Linked DNA regions of Homo sapiens: region 2 is linked to region 1. The links are chromatin loops, found by intact Hi-C in ENCODE. Cell type or tissue: endothelial cell of umbilical vein. All regions are shown on one strand. Each heading gives the region's core, and the rest is flanking DNA. Links, peaks and the distances in the headings are about the cores only.

Evidence for each region. Peaks named below come from ENCODE experiments on the same cell type or tissue, not always from the same donor. Only the 100,000 strongest peaks of a DNase experiment are listed, where the experiment ranks them.
Region 2: it touches region 1 in a loop (7-fold over the local background); 1 of 110 quality-filtered maps calls a loop at or near these places.

Annotation. Positions count from the first base shown.
Region 1 is chr1:98,261,477-98,266,869 of GRCh38, forward strand. The region is part of intron 2 of LINC01776 (long intergenic non-protein coding RNA 1776); the gene reads left to right. The region is part of intron 1 of LOC124900404 (a long non-coding RNA gene); the gene reads left to right. Among named protein-coding and RNA genes, the nearest start is that of LINC01776, 53 kb to the left of the region's middle. In endothelial cell of umbilical vein, for the core only: no CTCF peak of the experiment used is centred there; a DNase peak (open chromatin) is centred at 2,535; H3K27ac peaks cover 2,111 bases.
Region 2 is chr1:98,342,259-98,347,651 of GRCh38, forward strand. No RefSeq gene overlaps it. Among named protein-coding and RNA genes, the nearest start is that of LINC01776, 130 kb to the left of the region's middle. In endothelial cell of umbilical vein, for the core only: no CTCF peak of the experiment used is centred there; a DNase peak (open chromatin) is centred at 2,613; H3K27ac peaks cover 3,050 bases.

The DNA.
Region 1 (5,393 bases), core at 74-5,073:
ATCACTTACCTCACTACAATTGTGAACCTTGATTTTTCTTTTTCTTTTGAGTTCTGAGCTCTTTGAGACCTATCTGTGTATTTTCAGCACCCAGCAAAACTCCAGGTATAGGCACACAATAAATATTGTTGAATAAATAAACTGGTATAAGTGAACATACCTATAAATATTTCTTCCATTAGTTAACTCATTGTCATTAATTGCACACATATTTGAGTGCCTACTACGTGCCCAAAGGATATTGTGCTACGTAGTGATAGCAACACAAATGGCAGGTTTTGTTAACTAAGTGATATGTCAATTTCGAATGAATAAATATTTCTACCTTTTGATCTTTTCCTTTCAGTATTATGCCCACCATGTCCTCTAACATGCATACTTAAGTTTAAATTTTTTAAATGGGCAAAGTGCACCTAATTTCATTGCACATATTTAAGCAGAGCTTTAGTATTGATTAAAAGTTGTAATGCAGTGCTTCCCTTGCTGACCTCCCAGTCCATTAATACTGTCTGTATTTCATCAGCAGACCTTTGTAAGCATCCACCATGGGTTAGACTCTCACTGTGCTTGGTGCTTAGGAAAGGGCAGAGAAAGGCATATACTATTACTACTGGCCTTATGAGAGTAACAGTCTAGTGGGAGAGGCAAGTGTTTTCCAAATAACTATTCAATGATTACTGTGACTAATATTACAAAGGAGAATAAAATGCTATAAGAACATAAAATATGAGAGTGAATTTAGAAGGACGATGGAGTCTTTGTGCTGTTTCCTATACCTAGAACACTCTTCCCACTATCATTTCTCTAGTCTAATTTTCAGATCTCACTCTAACAGCTACTTTTTAGAGACCTCCTTAGCCTCCTCTCCCACCTCATCTCAGGCTCATCTAAATTAGATCTTTATTTTTTTCTCTCATAGCATTCCATTGTGTCCCTTCAAACCCATTATCATACATGTGTTACATGTGAATTTGTGTAATTATTCATTGTTTGTATTTTCTGTTGTTTTAAGCTCCAAGGAAGTGAGAGCTGCATTTCTTTTGTTCACATACTCAAGGTTTAGCACAGTGCGTGAATTTATCACGGGTTCAATAAATACAGATGGCATACGTAAATGGAGGAATAAATGAATGAGTGAATGTATACATGAATGAACTGATATTTAAGCTAGATTCTGAGCAACAGTCAGTTGGAAGTAGCCACATAGAGAATAGAATGCCTTCCAGACAGATGGAACAGCATGTGTGAAAGTGCCTGAAATGCCAGAGAGATATAGGCTCATTTTTGAAGCAATTCCTGAATATCAGAAGGCAAAGAGTAAAGAGAAAAGGGACACAATATGAAGCTGGAGGCATTGGAACACCCCATAGCTTCCAGAGCCTTTTACACCCTGTTAGGACGTTCAAATTATATTTAATATTATATATAATACTTGTGTGTGTGCATGTATATGGTCAATTGGTACTGAATTACTACACTGCATTCCAGCCCCCCAGATAAGGAAAACTTGATATTTTTGTACCCGCAAACCGTCAAGATGTATACTTAATTCTGCTATATGGAACACTGTTTTTAAAACAGATCACTACTCGAGATTATAGAATAGGCGAACTGACTTAGCACAGAAAAAACATGGTGCACAGCACATTCAAATTAAGTCAGACCCTCCATGTGCCTGAAGAACCTGTTGGTAAACAGCTGTATAATGAGAGGCTGACTGCTCCCTGCCCTTCTTCAAGTTTGCTTGAGTACTGTGGCTTAGTGTTTGTGTGTGTATGTGTGTTTTCCACTATGATTATCCAAAATCAGGAATGCATTTAACAAATAGTAATGATATACTGGAAATAAAATTTTCCACCTAAGACTTCACCTCACTAGTTAGCCTCGTTTTCAGAAGGCTTGAACATACATACACTCATACACATTGTCCATACAATTACTTTGAAATACAAATGAGATTTGAGATTACATTATATTGTGTCTAGACCCTGATGTTCAAAGTCAGAAAATTATACTTTAGAGTATAAGTGACTCAGTGCATTTAGAGTTTGGCCTTAGGTGGGAATATGCTACATTTACACTATCGGCTGCAACTGTGAATGGAGAAATGAAGAAAGGTGATATAAACACAAGGTTTGGCATATCAGGTTTTCCTATTCTTAAAGTCAGCTTATGAGTTCACATAAGTCATTTTGTTAAGGCGTGGACTTTGTGTTTTCTCCATTTTGAATCTGTAAGAGAACAGGGAGCTTTTTATTTAGTGAACTCTTGCAAAGACACAAACCCCTGGACATCTAAAGCATCTCTCATTCATTAGATGCAGTCAGACAGAGGTTTGTGTGCTCTCAGTGACCTTGCTACCACACTCTAGCTTCCTGGAGCAATGCTGGAGTGTGTTCCTTTCTGGCTTGGAGTCTTTCGCATGACAGGCTCTGAACACATTCATCGAATATGTTAAAGAACTCAGATCCTTTCTGGGCATGACCTTATTTGTTGTAAATACTCTCAAGGGAGGGTATTAGTTGTTCCCAGTCCCTGGAATACTCCTAATTTGTGGTATAATGCTAGCTGATGCCAGCTAACATTTATTACAGGCTTATTTTGTTCCATTAGTTTTCATATATTAAATCATTTATTTCTTACAACAAACCTAGAAGGTAAACACAGACGAGGTTCACAGAGTTTATCCAAAGTCACATAACTATGAATCATAAAGCTGGAATTTGGACACGAACAGTCTGACTTCCTCCATCTTTTTTTTTTTTTTTTTTTTTTTTTTAAGACGGAGTTTCGCTCTTATTGCCCAGGCTGGAGTGCAATGGTGCGATCTCGGCTCACCACAACCTCCGCCTCCCAGGTTCAAGCGATTCTCCTGCCTCAGCCTCCCAAGTAGCTGGGATTACAGGCCACCATCACGGCCAGCTAATTTTGTATTTTTAGTAGAGACGGGGTTTCTCCATGTTGAGGCTGGTCTTGAACTCCTGACCTTAGGTGATCCGCCTGCCTCGGCCTCCCAAAGTGCTGGGATTACAGGCGTGAGCCACTGCGCCTGGCCGACTTCCTCCATCTTAATGTCTAGGCTGTGTTGCTACTGAAGTGGAGTGATGTGGCTTTTTAGATGACACATTGATGAACAGTTTTTATTTTAATTACATTAGAAATAGGCAATTTGCACATCAAAGTCATGATTTCATGGTTATTGCTCAGGATAGAGCTAAGGTAAAAAGGTGATTCCATTTAAATGTATATATAAAATATTAAATAAAAAACTAGTAAAACAGATATGACAAAAATATGTGGCAAAATAATGACGAAAATTGTGTAACATATCCCTAATATACTAAAGTACGGAGAAAATCTGTTTGATTTACAGCAGGGTGGACCACATGGCAAAGTCAATGCTTTTCTACAGTTAAGGGTGCTGTTATTTAGACATACCGTGGTTATTACGCTTCATGCTCTGTTACTCCTCAACAAAATGGCAATTACAGAGGCAGGTGTATGCTTTACTGAATGCCAGAAAGGTGGAAAGATTTTTCAGATTTTTTAAATTAGACATAGCTTTCTAATTTTCCAGGAGAATATTACTTATTATTAAGTTTTAATGTTTCCAGTAATTTACTGCGATTTGATGAACAACTTGCAAATTACAATATAGATTGTCATGACTAAATACTCTGTGGGGGCAGGGTTTGTAGCTACAAATCTGTACTCCACGCCGGTAGGGTGCTTGTTAGATTGAATTGGATACATGACTTCCTTTCTAAAATCTGGCAGGACAGAGAATTATTTGTTTCTAACCCATACACCTCCCCACCACATAAGAAATTAGAAAGCCTCAAATCCCCATTTCTCCTTATCTGCTGTTTTCTTCCAAGCTTCAAGAAACCAGAAACTTATCAAGCACCCCTAAATCATGGCAATCCTTTCCCTAGGCATAGAGTTGAAGGCAACTAGTAATAACGTATATTTTTTTCTATCCTGCTATACTTGTTACATAGGGAATAAATTAAAGGATAGAAGAGCTACAAAAATTTAGATCATTGTACTTATTAAAAGGCAGGGATGATCTTTTAGGGCTAAAAGAATAAAGTTTTAATTTGATTCTGCAATATTTCCTATCTGAAAAAGGCCCGCAGCTGTACTACCTGCTCTTGTTTAGCCAACTCTTCTTCCCATCCTAGTTCTAAAGTTTTTTCCCAAATTTCCTCCTTCATGAAGTTTACACATGGAATTAGACAGATGACTTGGATCAAGCTATAAGAAAGATCTTCAGAGAGGTTCCTGTAAGTTCCTTCCAAAGATCCTAAATGATGCTTACAGAGTCAGAAATTTCTTTATTAGGGATTTATTTCTCCACATTAAGTAATCGTGTCTCCAGAAATTCCCTGTCAAAATAATAATGCAAGTAATACAAACAACACTATAATTGGCTGCTAAGATCTTGATATTTTTCTTGGATAGTTAGCAACTAGTGTTAAATCAATAAGGAAACTGTGTAAATTCTTTTAAAAAAGTCTTTTTTCCTTTACAAAGCAAGACAAATTTATTCTAGATAACTTGGAAAATACTACTAAACAAAGGAAAATCAATCAAAATTCTATCATTCCTGGTAATTTTACATTATATTTGATGTATATCCTTCTAAACTTAAATATACATTTATGTGTTTATTTTTTCATATTTTCTCAAATATTTGAATATCTTAATAGTCTTCTACAGCATGTTATTCTTTTCCTTGAAGGTACTATTTTATAATCAATCTCCTCTGTTTGAAAATTGTTGAGTCCATATTTTTTGATACTGTAAACAGCATTGCATTGAAATTTTTAAATAATTAACTCTGAGTTTTTATGATAATTTCCTTAGAATAAATTAGAATGAATTATGAGGTATTTTTGAAAAGTTGCATGCCTAGGTCTGATGTCAGTCTGAGTGGAGGAAGGGCCATTGGTAGTGGCATATGACATGATGTCAATGATAAACTGCCTCTTTGACAATTTCACCAAAGAATTCCTCATCCTTTTTCAAGCAGTGTGCACAGTTAAAATTTGTGTGCTCTGCTCTACAGAGCTTTCCTTTAGTCTTCTTTTGACATTCCATAGGGACTTCTTTACTCTTTCCCATTGGACTGTAAGTAACTTGATGGCTAGAGGGTGTTGTTGTCAAATAAAGACTTAATATTTGCAGAAATGACTTATCAAATATTTAACTCAGAGTTATCTTTGCTAGGATTCTCAATCAGAAGCTTTTCTTTAAGCTGAGGTTGCTTTATTCTGATAAATCAAATGATTTTTGTCTGCTATTGACCCTGCACTTGGCATAGTGCTAACTTTTAATAATCATTGCTACCTTAAAAGGAAGGCTAATATGTTGTGATGGAAATACACAGA
Region 2 (5,393 bases), core at 112-5,111, 81 kb after region 1:
AGTTCAATACCAGCCTGACCAACATGCCGAAACCCCATCTCTACTAGAAATACAAAAAATTAGCTGGGTGTGGTGGCGGGCACCTGTATTCCCAGCTACTCGGGAGGCTGAGGCAGGAGAATCCCTTGAACCCGGGGGATGGAGGTTGCAGTGAGCTGAGATCACGCCACTGAACTCCAGCCTGGGAGACAAGAGTGAAACTCTGTCTCAAAAAAAAAAAAAAATTAAATTAAATTTAAAAACAATTCTGGCTGATATGCTTCTAAAAGCATTCTGGAGAATGCATACTTACCAGGAAACCTGATTGTCCCTAGGCATTCAGCATTGTCACATTGAGCACTGCCCAAAAGGTGCTTGCCTGCATTGATGTTGTCAAATAGTAACTCCCTTCACCTGACAGAGACACTCACTGGTTTCCCTTTTTGCCTCCTGTGACCACAGCTCAGGATCTTGCATGAATACTCTTCTTTCCCTAGATAGCATCAAGTTCACTTTCTTCAATACAGGGAGCATTCCATTTGGCACTGGTCAGAAAAAATTCTTCATTCTACTCAATGAAACAATCTACCCTTTAAGACATTGCTCATTTTGAAGCACAAACCAATCAGTGCTACCCCCGGACCTAATTCCTAATGTTGGGGGACAGGGTCATACTCTCCCTTCACCTCATGTTACCCCTCCTGCTAGACAGGATTCTCATTGCATTGCCAAGACTTGCGAGTGGTGTAATGACTCCCTGGTAGTCAGACATCATCAGAGGCTGTGAGACATTCACTAAGCTTATGAGGTTTCAATGAGAAGAATAATTAGATTTAAGATAAAAAAAATCTACTAGCCTTCCTTTCCAAGTTCCAGAGATGGCTAAGAACGTTGACAAAAAAAAAAAAAAAAATGCATTCTAGGCCAATCCCAGGAGTGTCCTGATGAAGGCTATTTTTGAACTAGCGGTGCATGAAAAGAAAAATCTGCTTTGAATGTGGATGAGTAAACAACACAACACACACAAATTTAAATTTCTGAAGAAACAATTTCCACATATTTCACCTTTTCGCTCCTATTCTCATCCCAGTCACATGGTTAAGAAAATCTCAATCTGAATATGGATAATCTGAAAACTCTAAATATCACTCTCTGAAAAGATATTAATTGGAAAGTACTTTTCTAAATTATAAAATTAGAAAAAGTTCATATGTTGTATTGCTTTTTTGTGTTTTGTTTTTGTTTGTTTTTTCTTACCCACTACAAGCTTTCTGTTTGGAGTGACTATTACATAGCAGCACCAAGTAACCACTCCCCGACTCTACCCTTTTTTTTGATGTAATTTGAAGAAGCCAGCCCATTATATAAAGGAAAGTGAATTAACCTTTCTTCCTACTCATCTCTTCACCAGACAGGCAACGGGAGGCCCTGGCCAATCTCTGTGCAATTTGATCTACTCTCACATTTGAAAGTGTAAGAAAGTACAGTGTAGAGGAAAGACACAGGCTTGGTAACCAGGTAAATCTAAGTTTAAATCCTTGCTCTGATTCTTATTAACTACATGAGCTTAGGAAAATTAATTTCCTGAACCTCAGTTTGACCATGTGCGAAAATGTAACCAAAGTGTGGTCATGAGGATTAAAAAAAATACGTGTATTAAATACAAGTAGCTCAGATCTTGACTCATTAAATGCCCAACAAATGGCACATATTTCCTTTTACGTATTTTTGTGTTTTAAAAAAAATTGTAAATATTTATCTATCCATCTACTTATCTAACCATCCATCCATGCATCCATCCCTCTAGAAAATCAGAGAAACATATAATTAATGCTGAATTTTTATGCTAATGCATGTCTCCTAATCACAATGCTTTCTGTTTAGGGATCATTGGAATAAAGCTTTTTTTTTTTGGAAGAAAAACACAGTATAAGCTTTTTGAAGCTTGGAAATAAGCCTTAAGACCCACACTTAAATTGACTGAATTTTTGAGGCATGTTGATAAATAATAGAAAAAAACATACATACATTTGTACTAGGTAAAATGTGCTTAAAATTGAAATTTTGAAACTTGTAATTCTTACTAATTTTTTTCTTGTATTGTTGTACTAATAGTGTAGTATTTTGCATAAGATCAATGCCCATACAATATGTCCTTATTAAATTTAATTGACAACTGGGAGAAAAAATTGTGGGTTACCAATTTAAGGGAATTAGCACTTAAGTAAATAAGAATTAACCACCCCGCCTCCACACACACACACATCCCCAATGGTCCTCAAACAACCACAGTCAAAAGAAGATTGTTAAAGTACAAAATGTACTCTGGTTATTTATTTTCACCATTGTTTGAGTTCAATTATTTATGATAATAGCATCCTTATAAGTGTACTGTAGGCTACTTTCTACAGTAATAAAGTTTTAGTAATATGAGCAGCCAATGTACTACTCTGCTTGCAAATCTTTTCTGATAAGCTAGATGTCATGTTTAATTTTTAAAATCGGTGCTTGTATTTGAGACTTAGGTTTGAGCATACACTAGTTAGCCATTTCATACCTCAGTATGCTGTATTTATTTTAGGCTGCCATATTTGTGCATGCCAGTTATGTATAACTAAACTTGAATAGAAGGAAATCTGTCTTGAGGGGTACACAGACTTTTGTGATAAAAGGTCTTCCTAGTCTATAGATTCCTGACTAGTGAATCATGAAGACCACCTCCTGTTTCCTGTTACCGAGTAGCATAATTTGTTATTTCTACACATGACTCTGTTTCCTGGGGAGGAGCAGCGGGGAGAGGACAGACTATGATTACTCTTTACTCCCAGGCTCCATTAGTACCCTGTCATAGCTGGATAAAGTACTGGGTATCTGCAGGTGTGCATTAAATAATATTCATAATGCCTTTAGGGAAACACAACTGCATCTTGTTAATGTAATAGTTTATAATCATTAAATTACCATTAGAGAAATTTTATTGATGTCACTACTACCTATGATCCATTGATTCTTCATGAGCAAATGGTATATGAAGGTTTCATAGATTTGCTCCTTCTCTGTCATGGAGTTCTCACATCACATACCGCTTCTGCATCCTACATTCCTATCCTCATCCATCTATTGATAGAGATTCCAGTTCTGAGATCTTTTGGGGTTTCTGTCAAGTTTTATATTCACCGTTTTCTAGCTGTGATGGGAGGGACTTGAAGCATTCTCTGGAAATGTGTATGCAGAAGGGATAAAGGAAAGTAGCTCAGCAGAAGGCACGTTGCTGACCTTTATCCACCACTGGGAGATAATACTATAAAGAAAAAATAAATAAATAAGCTAGAGAGTTTTAGTGTGTAACTTTATTGAGGAATTCCATGATTTACTGTTCAATATAGCAAGGCTTATCATGTAACTTAGCTGTGGAACTCTCTGATTTACTGTGAAGCACATTGGGGCTTATCATGTAACTATTACACGAGAGTCTTGGCAAAGACATGGTTAGGGTTTTGCAGAGACCATTAAGAGTGACTGACATGCTTTCCTCAAATGAACCAAAGCAGACTCTGGCTAGCAAACACAATTGTTATTCTCTGCATCTGAAATTCTAGTATTTTAAATTTATTCGGCACAGATTTTAAGGGTAACTTATATGCCTACTTTATCTTTCATCATTTTATATCGAAGCTTCTGCTTTATGGTAAATTGCTATATGAGGTTTACTGTTTTATGATTCTATTATCCATTTTTCAGGATTTAAACTCCTTTTAAAAGAGACATTATAGCTGGAGAAGCAGCACATTAAAACGCATGAAGCATGGGACATTTCCATCTCATGTCAGTCTCAGATTTAAGGCCTTCAAAGACTCCCTTGCCATTAGGATAAAATCAGAGCTTCATAGCCAGGGACATAGGGCCCTGCAAGTTAAGTTCCTTCTTCTTGTGAGGGAAGACCATTATGTGGAAATGGAAATATCCTCTAAACAGAGACTACAGTCCCCAAGTATTAGGATATACTGATTTTTGCTACTCATGAGAAACTAGAATTAAACAGCAATGATCATAAAGGTCTTAAGCAATTTATGCAAAAAAAAATTTGCTTTTTTCAGGCTTACCCTTTCCTGAGGATGATGTCTATGTCTTATTCTTTGAATTCTTGGCATTTAGGGCAGTCTGTGGCACCTATTGGGTCCTCAATAATTTTGAAATATGAATAAAAGTTGAACTACTTGAGATTTCTCCTTCATTTGTGTCTCCATATCTTTGCTCACACAATTACACCTGCCTGTCCATCTTGTTTCCTTCTTCATCAAATGACTGGCTACTAACCCTGTTGTAAGTTTGGAATTAGAATAATTTTTTTCCTGATCCTCTTCCTCTTGCTCCCATAGGATCCAGTGCAGATCTATATCACTTATCAAATTAAATTCTAATCAAATTTACATGCCCAATACTCCTTTTCACTCTTTTGACCAATAAAACCTAGAACCTAAGTTAATTTCTGACATAAATTGGATATTTAGTATTTTTTAATTGAACGAGTGAGTGAAGTTAATCAATGATGGTGAGTGGGCCTATTTGTTGTGACAGTGAATGACAAAAATGCCAAAATTCTTCTAAGAAAATCTTTGGTTTAATCAACAGATAGAAATAAATAGGTCAAAGAACAACATAACGTTGAGCAGTAAATAAAATAATGAAAAAATTTGATGATGATGTAATCATAGCATGGTGGATAAAAGCAAAGATTTGGGGGCAAGAGCGCCTGGGTCCAGATCTTGATTTTTTTTAATTAGCTGTGAGACTTTAGGCAGGTTACTACACCTCTCTGTGCCTGAGTTTCTTCATCAGTAAAAGAAAGATTATAATCATACCTGCTGTGTAGGATTATTATGATATTATATTAAATAGCTATCAAGTGTTATGAAAAGTCCCTAATACATAGAAACAATTATTTAAGTATTAGCTATAATAATACTATGATTGTTGTGTACTCTTCCCAGTCTCTTTTGAAAATTTTAGTGATTATTAGTATCCTCGTTTTTAATTTAATTTCCACAGTATTTTCCATATGAGTATGGCTGGCTTAAAATTCCATTAATTAGAGGTAGAATGGAAACTAGAGATAATTTGTTATTTAGGAAGAGAAGATAGAATTTGGTAGGCTGAAGAGTTAATAGAACTCTTAAACTTGAAGTTTTTAGACTGGAAATTTATAGTTATTTTATGCTGGTATCTCTACTTGGAAAACCTACTCCATTTAAATACCTTCTTAATTCAGATTATGGCATCCCAGCAAATAGCTGTGATTTAGCCCTGAACTTGTGGAAATTTGCCTATTTTATGGTCGGAAGCTAATGTTGGGAAACCCCCTATTTCCTGTTTTAAGAATGAATTAACATTTAAGTTCATTGAAAATGATAATT